5 separate regions of the Homo sapiens genome follow, and all the other regions are linked to region 3. A link is a contact called in ENCODE Hi-C data. All regions are on one chromosome and are shown on one strand. The core of a region is the stretch at or near the end of the contact, and the rest is flanking DNA. Distances in the headings are between cores, read along the strand shown.

What was found. A loop is a pair of places that touch in the nucleus more often than their neighbours do. Pooled maps may share reads with other maps.
Region 1: a loop to region 3 is called in a map with no recorded cell type, with 19 times the contacts of the local background. The contact joins the promoter of E2F3 here to the enhancer-like site in region 3. A Hi-C loop is called at or near these places in 19 of 37 single-sample maps with no recorded cell type and 11 of 50 pooled maps.
Region 2: a loop to region 3 is called in a map with no recorded cell type, with 13 times the contacts of the local background. The contact joins the promoter of MBOAT1 here to the enhancer-like site in region 3. A Hi-C loop is called at or near these places in 11 of 37 single-sample maps with no recorded cell type and 11 of 50 pooled maps.
Region 4: a loop to region 3 is called in a map with no recorded cell type, with 20 times the contacts of the local background. The contact joins two enhancer-like sites. A Hi-C loop is called at or near these places in 6 of 37 single-sample maps with no recorded cell type and 4 of 50 pooled maps.
Region 5: a map with no recorded cell type shows a loop between it and region 3 (16-fold over the local background). The contact joins two enhancer-like sites. A Hi-C loop is called at or near these places in 2 of 37 single-sample maps with no recorded cell type and 2 of 50 pooled maps.

The regions. Positions count from the first base shown.
Region 1 is chr6:20,400,512-20,403,211 of GRCh38, reverse strand. E2F3 (E2F transcription factor 3) reads right to left here and starts at 1,333. Exons shown (of 7, transcript NM_001949.5): 1 at 587-1,333. The coding sequence starts at 979. LOC124901482 reads left to right here and starts at 440. Exons shown (of 3, transcript XM_047419652.1): 1 at 440-787; 2 at 832-943; 3 at 1,050-2,471. The coding sequence starts at 440. The coding sequence ends at 1,657. RefSeq lists silencers at 199-668, 1,519-1,758 and an enhancer at 896-1,420.
Region 2 is chr6:20,211,124-20,213,823 of GRCh38, reverse strand. MBOAT1 (membrane bound glycerophospholipid O-acyltransferase 1) reads left to right here and starts at 1,355. Exons shown (of 13, transcript NM_001080480.3): 1 at 1,355-1,688. The coding sequence starts at 1,590. RefSeq lists an enhancer at 327-827 and a silencer at 1,010-1,549.
Region 3 is chr6:21,437,238-21,439,937 of GRCh38, reverse strand. No RefSeq gene overlaps it. Among named protein-coding and RNA genes, the nearest start is that of LINC00581, 73 kb to the left of the region's middle. Within about 2 kb of position 1,322, at least 4 of the 41 ENCODE cell types and tissues checked have a DNase peak (open chromatin) inside an H3K27ac peak, as active enhancers do.
Region 4 is chr6:20,318,913-20,321,612 of GRCh38, reverse strand. It overlaps LOC101928573 (a long non-coding RNA gene), which reads right to left. Exons shown (of 4, transcript XR_007059489.1): 3 at 38-411. Among named protein-coding and RNA genes, the nearest start is that of E2F3, 82 kb to the left of the region's middle. RefSeq lists enhancers at 1,010-1,059, 1,800-1,879. Within about 2 kb of position 1,437, at least 13 of the 41 ENCODE cell types and tissues checked have a DNase peak (open chromatin) inside an H3K27ac peak, as active enhancers do.
Region 5 is chr6:22,656,337-22,659,036 of GRCh38, reverse strand. All of the region lies in intron 2 of LINC03005 (long intergenic non-protein coding RNA 3005), which reads left to right. LOC105374973 (a long non-coding RNA gene) reads right to left here. Exons shown (of 5, transcript XR_007059497.1): 5 at 1-1,107. Among named protein-coding and RNA genes, the nearest start is that of LINC03005, 60 kb to the left of the region's middle. Within about 2 kb of position 1,301, at least 3 of the 41 ENCODE cell types and tissues checked have a DNase peak (open chromatin) inside an H3K27ac peak, as active enhancers do.

The sequences.
Region 1 (2,700 bases), core at 84-2,583, 1.0 Mb after region 3:
CCACCTCCCCCAGCCCCTTTGTTGCCGGGAGTTACAGATCCTAAAATGTGTCAAGCGCAGCCCCGCCGATCCCCTGCGCTCCGAGCACGCCGCAGGGACCCCCGGCCGCCAACGAGCCTCCAAGGCCGACTGGGGGCTAGCACCCCAACAGTCCCCCGGTTTCAACCCCTCAGAGCCCCCCACACCCCAGTTCACTACTCCCTCCCCCACCCCCTTCTCCATCCGGGGCGTGACCCCTTCCTACGCCCGAGAAAGAGGAAGCTTCGAGTTGGAGGGGAAGGGAGAGTGGGGGTAGGGAAAAGTGCAGGAAAAGAAGGGGGGGCCGCGAAAAGTTTTGGAGTGTTTGATGTGGTTCGCGCCAAGGCAATCCCCGCCGCCCCGCGCGCCTGGCCGAGCCCCCCGACCCTCCTGGCGCCGGGAAGAGCACTCAGGTCTAACAATGAACCCTCGTTGGAGGGGCAGCCCCCGAGGCCCACGATGCTCGGCCCAGTGCTCTCCCCGAGCGGCCCGCAGCGCGCCCACGACCCCGCGCGGTGCGAGCCCACCTCCCGCCGGGGCTGGGGACGGTGGGGAGGGAGGGTATTACCGGAGGGCCGCCGCCGCCGCCGCTGCCGCCGCGTCCCAGCGCTGGTGGCTGCTGCAGCAGCCCGGCTCTGCTGGAGGGTCCGTGCGGCGTGGTGTAGAGGAGGCTGCCGGCGGTCTGCTCCGCGCCGGGGGCACTGGGGAGGAGGGGGCCGGCGGCTACGGCGCCGCTTTGGAGGGAGGAGGAACAGGAGGTGGTGGAAGTGTTCGTGGTGAGGATCTGGATGTACGCGCCCGGGGCGGCGGCAGCGGCGGCGGCGGCGGCGAAGCCGGGGCTGGCTAGCAGTGCCCTTTTGTCCATGGAGGCTGCAGCGGCGGCGGCGACGACAGCCGCCCCCTCCCCACCCCCGGCGGTCACCAGGTACTGCTCCAGAGCGGGCTGGATTCCCTTTCTCATCTCTCGCTCCTGCTCTTTTTAGTGTTATGGTATATTAATGTATTGTTTTCAATTTCTTTATTATTTGCAGTCGGAGTTTCCAAGTCTCTCCTCCTTCTCTCCTCCCCGCCCGGCGCTTCCGAGCCCCCTCTCTCTCTTTTCTTTTTATTTTTCCGCACCGCACAGGCCCCGGGGGCCAAAAATAATCGGGGCTCTGGAGAGAGGAGGGTCCCGGCCGCACGGATATCGGGCCCCAAGCGGGGATGGAGGCGTCGGGGGCGGCCGATGCAACGGATTGCGAGGCGGCGGCGGCAGCCCGGGTGCTGCGGCCGGCAGCTGAAAAATGGCTCCAGGAAGCTGCTGCTGACAATGAATGAAGGGATACGGTTTACGCGCCAAGGTCCTCCCGCGAAACTCGGATTTCCCGCCGGCTTTTCAAACCATATTTGCATATCCCCGCCCCTCAACCCGCCGAGGACCGTTCCCACAGCCCATTGGGCCGCTACCTCCTTACTTCAGTCCCAATCATGGAGCAGGGCCGCGACTTGCTGGTTTCCATTGGCTGCCGTGCATCATGGTTACCGGGGCGACAGGGACCCTATTTGCATAGGCCTCCTTGATTGGCTGGCAGAAGAGCAGTTTTTAGGGGGTGGGGCAAAGAATTTCCTTCTCTCCCACGGAAGACCACGCCTGGCCTAGGCTCCGCCCCTGTCCCCGCCCGCCCGCCGGGCCGGCGCTACTGACCTGGGCAGGGACTCCGCGCCCCGCAGACTCAGTGTAGATCTAGTCTAGAGCCCAAGTTTCGCTTTTGGAAATTGTCAAGGTGACTAAGGGAACACTCTTTCCTTTGACCAGTCAGTGCAATAAACGAACAGCGCAGGAGATTTTTCCAGATACGTGCCAAAGGCAAGTTGGACCATGCGGACGATGTCTGGCAGGTGCAAAAGGAGCCCTTTAAATCGTGGGCTTCTCCCTTCCTGAAATCCAACCAATGACGCGGCGAGAGCTGATCCCGAGGCCGGGGCTGATAGACAGAAGCATGTGGGCAGACAGAATCGTGGGGGCAGAAGGTTCAGCAGACGCGATTGCGGGCACCAGTTAACATTCCAGATCATTCCCGGTACCTTCATTATTAGCCTGGATAGGGGTAAAGTACAAATTAACTCTTTTGTCTTACAACGGATATTGGTTTGAATCCAGCAGACATTCCCTCTGGCCCAGAAACACCCAGGGCAGTTAATCAGGGCTAACCTAGAACTGATCTACGGGTTTCTAATCCGCCAAGCAGTAATCCGAAAAAGTACACGCTTCCCACGATGACGTCGTGCCCCCAACGAACGCAGGCACGCCCAGGCATCAGCACTTTATATCTTCAGTTTTGTAGGAAGTTCTCTGACTGGAAGCAAACACAACGACTCAAACCTATCCCAAAGTATTTTTAAAATAGTGTCTTTTTTTAAAAAGTAAACTAGAAATTGTCATCAGAAAAATATAAAATGATGTGTCAAACTGACTCCTGAATTTGTTCAAGTATTCATGGGTCTTAAAATTAAAGCTTGCTCCTGAGATTGAGCAGGAAAAGAGACCCCTGCAGGAATGTGGGGGAAGTTATGTATGTAGAGACTAGATCATAATTTATAGTTACGTGCAAAACAGCTGCAGAATTGGTGCTCATAGGTGATGAGGATTGCAACACCTTGAGCCCTTTCACAAGATTTTTATTACTATTATTAATTTCCCAA
Region 2 (2,700 bases), core at 106-2,605, 1.2 Mb after region 3:
CACTTCAGCTGTCATCTAGCTCCAGATAAGATGAATGTTGCTCCAATGCTGGTCATTTTCCAGGACTCTATGATATTAAATGAACCTATCTAGCCTAGTGATCCTCAAGTATATGCCTGTGTGCGTGTGTGCATGTGTCTGTCTGTCTGTAGTGTGGGTTTGCTTGTGAGTGGTAGAGATTATCATCTGGTGGTGACATCTCCATTCGGTTAGCTTGTGGGAGTGGTGGTACAGACTTTTTTTTTTCCTCCTCCACAGGGGACATAGGTTGAGAAACTCTGGCCTGGCAATTTAATGCTCAGTGCAGTTTGATGGTGATAAAACTCCTGAAGAAGGCAAGAGTGAGGCCTGAGTCTTGGAGAGTAAGTTGTTGCCAGTGCCTGACAGGCCTTCGGTTTAATTTGAAGCTGGAGGCCACATTGATAAAGTCGGCCCCGAAAGTCATTGCCTGTCTGATCGAATGCCGGTTTACCCAGCGGAGGCTGGGGGCCACGTGAGCTCACTTTCTTTGGTTTTCTACCCAGCAGCCCAGAATATTACCTTCCTGAAACCCTTTTTCATCAGCTAGCGATTCCTGAAAAGGATCTTCAAGATTTTTATGTTTCTCAGAACCTAGCAATAACTTGGAAAAGTTTTCCAAGTAACATTGATGTGTGGGTGTTCGGGGGCAGACAAGTTAAGGAGCAAGGCACCCTTTTTGAGGACCCGTGGCATGCAAATGACTTATCAGAATGCACATAGTATGACAGTAAACACCGTTTCTTACAGAGGTGAAATAACTCTCACTCCACAGAGACGGAAGTGACCCGAAGCTAGCAGTCCCCTGTATTTGCTTGTGTGACACCGAACATGTCAGATCAGGGTGTAGGAAACTATGCCTAGCGCAGAGGAGGGTAAAGGAAGTAGGGAGTCTGGTGGCTGCGGCGCTCCAGCTTCCAGCCACCGGCAGAGGAACCCTCTACGGCTTGAAAGGGAAACGCAGCCACTCAGCCGCTTCGACTGCGGCGGCGAAACCAAAACAGGGTGGGGCGGGGTGGGTGGTGCTCTCTAGTGGAAGGCGCCCGCTGGGTGAGGTCGTTTTGTCTGGCGGGGGGCTAGGACGGTCAGCCCGGGAGGAGGAAAGGCGCGTCCCGCCTCCAGCTGCAGGGCCAGGCGGCGGCGCCCGCTGGCGTCGCTTTCCCTCTCCCGGTCGGCCTCGGTGCAGGCCAGGCTGGGCGGGCCGGGCGGCGCTTGGGGGCCGGGCTCGGAGTCCCCACTTTTCCTCCCTCCTTCCCTCCTCTCGGGGCCGTCCCGAGCGGCCGGGCCAATGGGCGCGGAGAGGAAGGGAGCGGGAAGCGGGGCGCCTTGGGCCCGGCCCTCCTACGGCGCCCGTGGCTGCAGCGCCAGCGCCAAAGCCAAGTTTGCGCCTCGAGAGTTTGCGCCTCGAGAGTTTGCGCCGGTTCGCATTCCCCGGCCTCCCGTTCGCTCCCCCGCGAACCAGGCGGCCGTGCGCCTCTCGGGGCAACCACCCAAGAGCACCCGGGCGGGAGGACGCCGAGCAGGGGGTGTTGCGGGCTGGGACAGGGGCAGCCACCTCCCGAAGATGCAGGATGGCAGCAGAGCCGCAGCCGTCCAGCCTTTCCTACCGCACCACGGGCTCCACCTACCTGCACCCGCTCAGCGAGCTCCTGGGCATCCCGCTGGACCAGGTAACTGCAGGCCGGGAGCGCAGCGACCCCAGCTCCCCAGCGATCGCGTGCACGGGGCGGGCGAAAGTGTTAGCCACCGTCCCTCCGCCTCCATGGCGTATTTTACAGCCACACACTAGACAGTTGGTTTTTGTGTGTGTGTGTGTGTGTGTGTGTGTGTGTGTGTTTTCCCTTCTTGAGTTGGTGTTAGTGTTTTTCTCCTTGTAAGTGTGAAAAAATATTGGTACAGCCTGCGCGGCAAGTTCTACTGAACTTTTTTTTCTTTAAGTTTGGGATTGCCTCGTTTCCTGTAATCAAGTTCTGAAGTAGTCTGATACATGAAACCAGTGTTTCTTTCATCAGTGTCCTCAAGTCGTTATTGTTTTTAATTTAGATGACCCTACTTAAAAAACAAGCGCGATGAATCTGTAGACGGTAGTCTATAGATTTTGAATGCAGGACCTGGGTTTTAGACTTCTGAGGCGAGGCTTGTTCAGGGGTGACAGTTATTTTGTACCGTGTGTGATGCGGGACACACAAGGACACTTTGGTTTTCCCAGGGTTCGGTTGGCTCATATGCCTGGGGCTGGAGCTTCTGAGTAGGACAGGTTAGGGGGAGGAGAGGGGCCCCAGTGAAGTTATTTGAACTGTCCAGGAATTATCTACAACCATTAAAATTAAAAATGGCAACAACAGTGATTCCTGGCAAGAAACCTTCCTGAAGATGAAGCCCGTCTTACTCATTTCCTTGTCTCTTCAGGTGCTGCAGGCTAGATCTGCGGGATACTTAGTAGTGACCCAATCAGTAAATGTTGATTTAAATAGAATTGGGCAGGGCATGCTGGGGGAGGACCCACTGCGCTCCTGTTTTGTTTCATGCTTTTTTGCCTGGTTTTCTTCCCCTTCCTCTCACCAGTGCTCCTTTTCCTTTCCTTTTAACAAGAGCACACCTGCTGCCCTTTGCGCACACCCCTTCAGCAATGAGAAAGTGAGACCTGGACATTTGCCTTATTCGGGTCCTGTTTACTGAGCC
Region 3 (2,700 bases), core at 73-2,572:
AATGAAGTTTATTTCTGCCTGAGCATAACATGTGTTTTAAAAAAGTTGAGAAATTGGCTAAAGGCGGTCCTGACCCTGTAACACCCTGGGAATTGCTTTTCTTTTGAAGGTGTGCCCGATTTCAACTGGTTTATTTGCCATGTGCTTTTTCTTATTCCAAGGTAATAAAGAGTTCTGATTATTTCAGCTTTCTTGTTGCTTGAGTTTTAGCACAGAGTTGTGACTGTAGTTGGATTTGATGCACTAAGTATTTAGAATTGTTGGATCAAAGGTTTTGGGAACTTTGGCTAAGTATTTGGAACTGCTACTTCTCTGTTTCAGTCTTTATTTAAGGAGAAGCACAGTGCTTATCACTGAAGTTCTTCACAAATAACTGCAGAAAAATACGTTTCCTTATTTCGTGCCCAGGGATGGAAATCTCTATTCCTCCTCCACTCCACACTATCTCATTCTGAAAATTATCCTTCTTTGAATGTCCAGTCCTGCCACTCCTCTTCCCTTAACTTCTTCTCAAAGCACAACTGTTGCTTTGAGATTTAGCTAAATAAAGCTTTCCCATTCGTGCATTTGCATTTTTATTTCCAGGGCACCTTGGGTTATTTCTTAAACAGGCAGAAGGTGGTGTTCTTTTAAACTCACAATCTCTAAAATTGAGGCACAAATAAGGCTCCACTTGGAAGTGAAAATAAATTGGTTAGTGATTGGTGAAAGAAAATTATCTTGTTATAGAAACCACTTAAGGAAGACCAGGATTGGTCTGCAAATAGTGTGCTACATCATTCAACCACAGGAAGAGAAAAAGGAAACCACATCACTTTACATAACGTTAGTACCTCATATAACCTTCCAGGCCCTCCTCCTCTAGCCAGATTCATCATCTGCCTTTAAAGGATAATAATTTTCTGGAGTAAGACATATCTAGGAAAAGTATACTTTGGATAAAAATAAACGTAACTAATTTATATTCTATGTGCTATATAGCTATGTTTTAGAGCAGAGGGAATACTGGATTGAGTTGGAAGAGTTCACAAGTATTCCAGCTCTCTTTCTGGATAACATTGCCTTCTTTCACCTTTTTAAATTTAGACATGACCACATGAATGGCTTTGACTAATGAAATATGAGCAGAAGTGAGACACATCGCTTTGAGTCAGCTTTGAGAGGAACTGATCATGGCAATATGCACCACTCTAGAACTTTGAGGTACTTAGATCATCAGAGGCCCTCTGCAGACCCACTTTGCATATGCGGTGGGAAACGTTAAGTCACAGAGGTTTGGGGTTTTTCTTTATTGTGGCATATCCTAGCCTGTCCTGAGTAATCCAACACATCCCTTGATATCTAGTATCTTATTTTTGCCTCCTGTGCCTTTTCCCAAATACTACATACTTCCTGTCAACCTAACATGGGAGACAGAATTTAATAAACACACTTGAAAGTGATCATTTCAAAGAGAAAATACATTTAAAGCACAGAGAGCAGCATCAAGAAAAGAGTGATCGTATGTCAGCAGCCGTTTTGGTGGCCATTGCGGGTGTATGGTTTCTGTTTTGCTTTCACAGAGCCTTTCACCATGTTGAATATGACCATCTGCTCCACTTTTTTTTTTGAGACAGAGTCTCACTTTGTCACCAGGCTGGAGTGCAGTGGCGCGATCTTGTCTCACTGCAACCTCTGCCTCCCGGGTTCAAGCGATTCTCCTGCCTCAGCCTCCTGAGTAGCTGGGATTACAGGCGCACCACCACGCCCAGCTAATTTTTATATTTTTTGTAGAGATGGGGTTTCAGCATGTGGGCCAGGGTGGTCTCGATCTCTTGACCTTGTGATCCGCCTGCCTCGGCCTCCCAAAGTGCTGGGATTACAGGCATGAGCCACTGCACCCGGCCTCTGCTCCACTTTTTATCCATGCCAGTTCAAAACTGTAACCGCAGAATAATTTTTAATGAGCAATTTTTCCATGCCCTGGCTTTGGTTGCAGGCAGTTCTCCATTATGTTTGATGTTTGTGGTCCTTATTGGACTGTATTAGAATGGAGACTAACAACTCGGAGAACACCTGCAGTGTCTGAGACTCTGGATCCAACTTTTCCATGCACTTTTTTTTTCAGTTTGTGTGCTAACCACAAGCATGCAGGCATGAAGGATGAATACTAATCAAAAGGGAAAACTGAGTTGGTTATGGCAATGTCTCAGCTGGAAATTCCTCTTGCCACCAGGGCATGTGTCGAACACATGACTATTGCTGGTGGTGGCAGATGCTGTGCACCAGCTGCCTACCAGTCACTTGAAAGTTCATTTATTTATTTTTTTGGTTTCCACTTAATTTGCTATTTTATCAAAATGAAATGTGTACATAATTTTTAAAAATCAAACAATTCTACAAGCCCTATAATGAAAAATTACAGCCCACCGCTGCAATCCCTCCTGACCCTTCGTTTCTACTCCTTGGATTATCCACTTAAAAATCTCATCACTGTTTTTGTTTCCATGTGTCTAACTAACATGCGACTACTGTGTGGCATCATTTTTTAGATATAAATAGATACATTAGGCCGGGCGTGGTGGCTCACGACTGTAATTCCACCACTTTGGGAGGCCAAGGCGGGTGGATCACCTGATGTCAGGAGTTTGAGACCAGCCTGACCAACATGGTGAAACTCTGTCTCTACTAAAAATACACAAATTAGCCGTGTGCCTGTAA
Region 4 (2,700 bases), core at 188-2,687, 1.1 Mb after region 3:
ATTATAGGCGTGAGCCAGTGCACCCGTCCTCTCTTACCGTTTTAAGTCTTCATCTCTGTATTCTCCCCATAAATTCACGCCTTCCTCAATTGCAACATGTTGTTTTTATTCCTCACACACGCAGTTCTCTCCTCCTGCCATGCCTTTGCTCCCACTGTGTCCGGAATTGGTGAGTTCTTTGTCTCACTGACTTCATGAATGAAACCGCAGACCCTCGCGGTGAGTATTACAGTTTTTAAAGGTAGCGTGTCCGGAGTTTGTTCCTTCTGATATTCAGATGTGTTCTGTTCCTTCTGATATTCAGATGTGTTCGGAGTTTCCTCCTTCTGGTGGGCTCCTGGTCTTACTGGCTCAAGAGTCAAGCTGCAGACTTTCACGGTGAGTGTTACAGCTCACAAAGGCAGGGTGAACCTAGGGAGCAGCAGCATGACTTATTGCAAAGAACAAAAAAACAAAATTTTCAGGGTGGAAAGGGACACGAGCGGCTTGCCACTGCCGGCTCCGGCAGCCTGCTTTTATTATCTGGCCCCACCCACATCCTGCTGATTGGTCCATTTTACCGAGAGCCGATTGGTCTGTTTTACAGACAGCTGATTGGTCCGTTTTGACAGGGTGCTGATTGGTGCATTTACAATTCCTGAGCTAGACACAAAAGTTCTCCACCTCCCCACTAGATTAGCTAGACACAGAGTGTCAGTTGGTGTATTTACAAACCCTGAGCTAGACAGAGTGCTGATTGATGCATTTACAAACCTTGTAGCCAGAGTGCTGACTGGTGCATTTACAAACCTTGTAGACAGAACGCTGATTGGTGCATTTACAAACTTTGCAGACAAGAGGGCTGATAGGTGCATTTACAAACCTTGAGCCAGATAGTGCCGACTGGTGCATCCACAAACCCTGAGCTAGACGCAGTGTGCTGATTGGCGTATTTACAATCCCTTAGCTAGACAAAGATTCTCTAAGTCCCCACTAGACTCAGGAGCCCAACTGGCTTCACCCAGTGGAATCACACACTGGGGCTGTAGGTGGAGCTACCTATGAGTCCCACACCACGCACCCCCCCACTCCTCAGCCCTTGGGCAGCGGATGGGACCAGGTGCCCTGAAAGAGGGGGCAGCGCTCATCTGGGAAACTCAAGCGGCACAGGAGGCCACAAAAAGATGGGGAGACTCAGGCATGACGGGCTGCTGGTCCTGAGCCATACAAATAGCCTGCCAGGAGGCAGTTAAGGCCCAGCAAGAAATTGAACACAGAACTCGTGGGCCAGCACTGCTGGGGGAATCCAGCACACCTTCCATAGCTGCTGGCCCAGGTGCTAAGCCCCTTGCTGCTCTCAGTGCAAGGCTCACCACGCCCACCTGCGTGCAGTACAGGTTCCCGCCCGTGCCTCTCCTGCCGCACCTCCCTGCAACCCAACGCGGCTGCTTCCGGCCTCAGTCAGCTAAAGAGCTCCCACGGTATAGCGCTGAGCCGAAAGGCTTGTCAAGCACAACCAGAATGAGCAGAGGACAAAGAGGAACTGAGAGCAAGTGAAGGGTACTGCCATACCGTTCTCTCTCACTACCACTGTGTCCAGAATTGGTCTGACTTCAACAAGGAAGTTGTTGTTGTCACACGAATGTTACAGTTAAGGAGAGTGTGTCTGGAGTTTGTTCCTTCTGATGCGGTCAGTTTTTCTCGAGAGCTCATGGTCTATGCCGGGTCGGAAGTAAAGACTGCATATACTTCGTGGTGACTTACCGCACTTAAAGCAATATACATTAAAATTGTTTTTTCCTCCTCGTGGGTTCATAGCTTATACTGGCTTCCGGAGTAAAGCTACGTACTTTCACAATTTTTCAGCTCATAAAAGCAGCCTAAACCCAAAAAACATAACCACCACAATATGAAAGTATAGTGGAGCAATTTGGCACTCCTGGTTCAGGCAGTCTGCTTTTATTCTCTTATCTGGCCCCACCCACATCCTGCTGATTAGTTCATTTTACAGAGAGCTGATTGGTCTGTTTTACAGACAGTTGATTGGTCCATTTTCACAGGGTGCTGATTGGTGCATTGACAATCCCTGAGCTAGAGGCAAAAGTTCTCCACCTCCCCACTACATTAGCTAGATACAGAGTGTCAATTGGTGTATTTACAAACCCTGAGCTAGACACAGAGTGCTGATTGGTGTGTTTACAAACCTTGAGCTAGATACAGAGTGCTGATTGGTGTATTTACAATCCCTTAGCTAGACATAAAGAGTCTCCAAGTCCCAACCAGACTCAGGAACCCAGCAGGCTTCACCCAGTGGATCTGGCATTGGGGCCACAGGTGGAGCTGCTTGCCAGTTTCACGCTGTGCGCCCGCACTTCTCAGCTCTTGGGCGGTCGATGGTACTGGGCGCCCCATGGAGCAGGGAGCGGCGCTCGTAGGGGAGCCTCAGGCCGCGCAGGAGCCCGTCAGGAGAGGGTAGGGGAGGCTCAGACATGGCGGGCTGCACGTCCCAAGCCCTGCCCCGCGGGGAGGCAGCTAAGGCCCGGCGAGAAATGGAGCACAGCAGCTGCTGGCCCAGGTGCTAAGCCCCTCACTGCCCGGGGCTTGCAGGTATGCCAGCCGCTCCGAGTGCGGGGCCGGCCGAGCCTACGCCCACCCGGAACTCGCGCTGGCCCGCAAGCGCCCCTTACAGCCCCGGTTCCTGCCCGCGCCTCTTCCTCCACA
Region 5 (2,700 bases), core at 52-2,551, 1.2 Mb before region 3:
AGGCTAGTGGTTTCTTGCTTTCTTCATATATCCTTCCTCTGTGCAGAATAGGCATGTTGATGTTAGCTATTTTAACAACTCTCACTAGGAACAAAAAGAGAGAAACAGAAGGATTTGGGCAGCAATCCTCTAAATCTGTGAAAATCTCTGTATTACTCTGCCCCTCATATCTTCAACTGCATTCTTTCTTTCCTCACTGTTATTATTGGATATAGAGTATCCACTCTGTGAACTTCCTTGAGCATGTATTTTCCCCCTTTATGTATCCCCTCTATCATCTCCAGCACAGTAGTTTTGCACTTGAAAAGCAAAATAGAGAAATGTAACAGACACAAAGCAAACAGACAAAACAAAAAAACTTCAAATGCTCTGAGGGAAAAAAATGGAAGAAGTTCCAATTTTAAAGTTTGACTAGCCCTTTGCCTGCCCCAAGGTAAGAAAATGCTAGCGCAATGCGGAAAATCAGATCTGTGATGCAGTGCTTTTGAACAATTCAACTTGTGACAAGAAACAGAACAACCCTCAAAATTTCATCAGAGCAAGTTTGATTAACAATTCTGAATCCCTAAATGGTGAATTAGGAACTCTCTCTGAGGCAAAAAGTGGGGAGGCTGTAAAGATCTGGAATACCATCTTTGCCCTGACATGCCTTGGGTTTATAGGGAGCCACTCCTGGTTACATATTTGGAAAGAGATCACTTCATTGCCTTGGAGGGGAGCCTCTCTTCTTATAAATTACATTAATTCAGACCTTCATCGGTCCTTCCTGGTTCTATTTCAGTAAACAAACATAGGAATAAATTGTTCTGAGCTTGCTTTGTTTATTCTAGTTCTTTCCTCCACCAGCTCCCTTTTCTGATCTTTCTATTCCCCTAGGCAGAGAATCTTTACAGGGGAAAATTGCTCATTTCAATGTTAGCATTTTTTCTTACACTGGAATAACGTGGCTCAGCTACTCTGACCTTGAAGTGCAATCCCCCTCTCCCCCACTATAAGAAATCATCAGGGGCTGTAAGGTGAACAGCACCACGTTTCCATTTCTTTGCAATCCATATTTACATGGTGAAGGTTATGCTGGTTCCAAAGGAAAAAGGACAGCCCATCATCCTAAAAGAATGACAGATAAGGATTAGGGTTAATACTGGCAAACATTTAGAAACTGAAAGAAAGACTGCATTCATGACAGAAATAAAAGGGGCCATTCTTTGGCAAAACATAAAACAGCATCTGTTGAAACAACTCAAGTTCTGAGCTGCTTTGCATGGCATCCTTTGTTGCCCAAGGATGGCAGCTTCTCTCAGGCCTTTGAGGACATGAAATGATGACAGATACGGGTCCTGTGCCAAGAAGCAAGAAAAAAAATCACATTTTGATGTGCAACTACTTGATTCTTAGCCATCTAAAAATACAGAGAGGAAGCTGTCAATTGCATGTAATGAACTGCTCTGGTAGCACTGGGTGATTAATTTCCAGCTTTACCCTGCTCTATCATGTACTGTGGAGAGCACATTACCAGAGCTTTTTGGCTTCAAGGGAAAGATCAACCCCATGTGTGTAATCTACTCCAGGTGTACCAAAGTGGGCTCTTTGCCCTTTTCCTTTGGCTCAGTACTCTATCCCACTGACATTCTGGTGTGATGCATTGGCTTTTTCTTTGTGCAATGTTCATAATAACAAAGTCCAGAAAATTCCCATTTGATTCACATATTTATAGCAACAACTCGTTTTTGTCAGTATTTTTAACATCATACTTTTTAGCTGTAAAATGGGGAAAACAAAAACACAATCTTGGTCATGCTTTAAACCACAGAACTAAATGCTGAGGTCACCTACCACTTGTAGATTATTAACAAAGCTTTTAATACACACAACTGATTGTAGGTATTATTAGAAACAGAGAGGATGAATGTTTTAAACCACCAAGGTCATTCTCATTTGTATAGTGTAAAAAATAGAAAACATCAAATACATACACTCTTCGCTATTTCATATTTATTCCCAAAACATTTCAGATATATCTGATTAAAGGACTGGTAACTTTTCTTTCTCCACATATGAGGTAGCTAATAGATACCAGCCTTGTTGAGGAAAAATGGACTTTGTTTTACTGCAAGTAGATTTTATGACTTTTTCTTTTGATGTCTAAATCATGAAACATGCCAGAGGCACTTTGTTGTCTGTTTATAGTACCTATGTACACTCTTAATGAGTTGCCAATTTTTACTTCCTTTAAGAAACCCTAATGGTAAAACATTTATCTACATATTGAAAAATTCATTTAAGCATGTTCTGTGCTTCCAATGAGGCACCGTCTAATGGTCTTTTTAATTAAATGTTGGTTCCAAGGATTTCTCTGTTGTTTAAGGCTGTAGTTCAGCTTGTTCATCATGGATTGCAGGTTGGGAGACATGAGATTTAATTCAAACCATTATTTTTAAGGGAGGATTTGGCTTAAGTTGTTTTAAAGATAACTCAAAAGCGGTATACGTACTTAACCCTGAGAACTTACTGATGACAATCTTAATTTTAATTTTGTTTTGGCCTCTCTGTTATAATACCAGAGGTGGAAAGACTTACTAAGTAAGAAAATCTTTGCCAACAAGTTGCCTTTATGAAAGAAGTTTATTTTTGTTAATTGACCAGAGGCAGCAGTTGGGTAACAAGTTGCAGCAGCTGATGCACTGCACACCTATAGGTTGG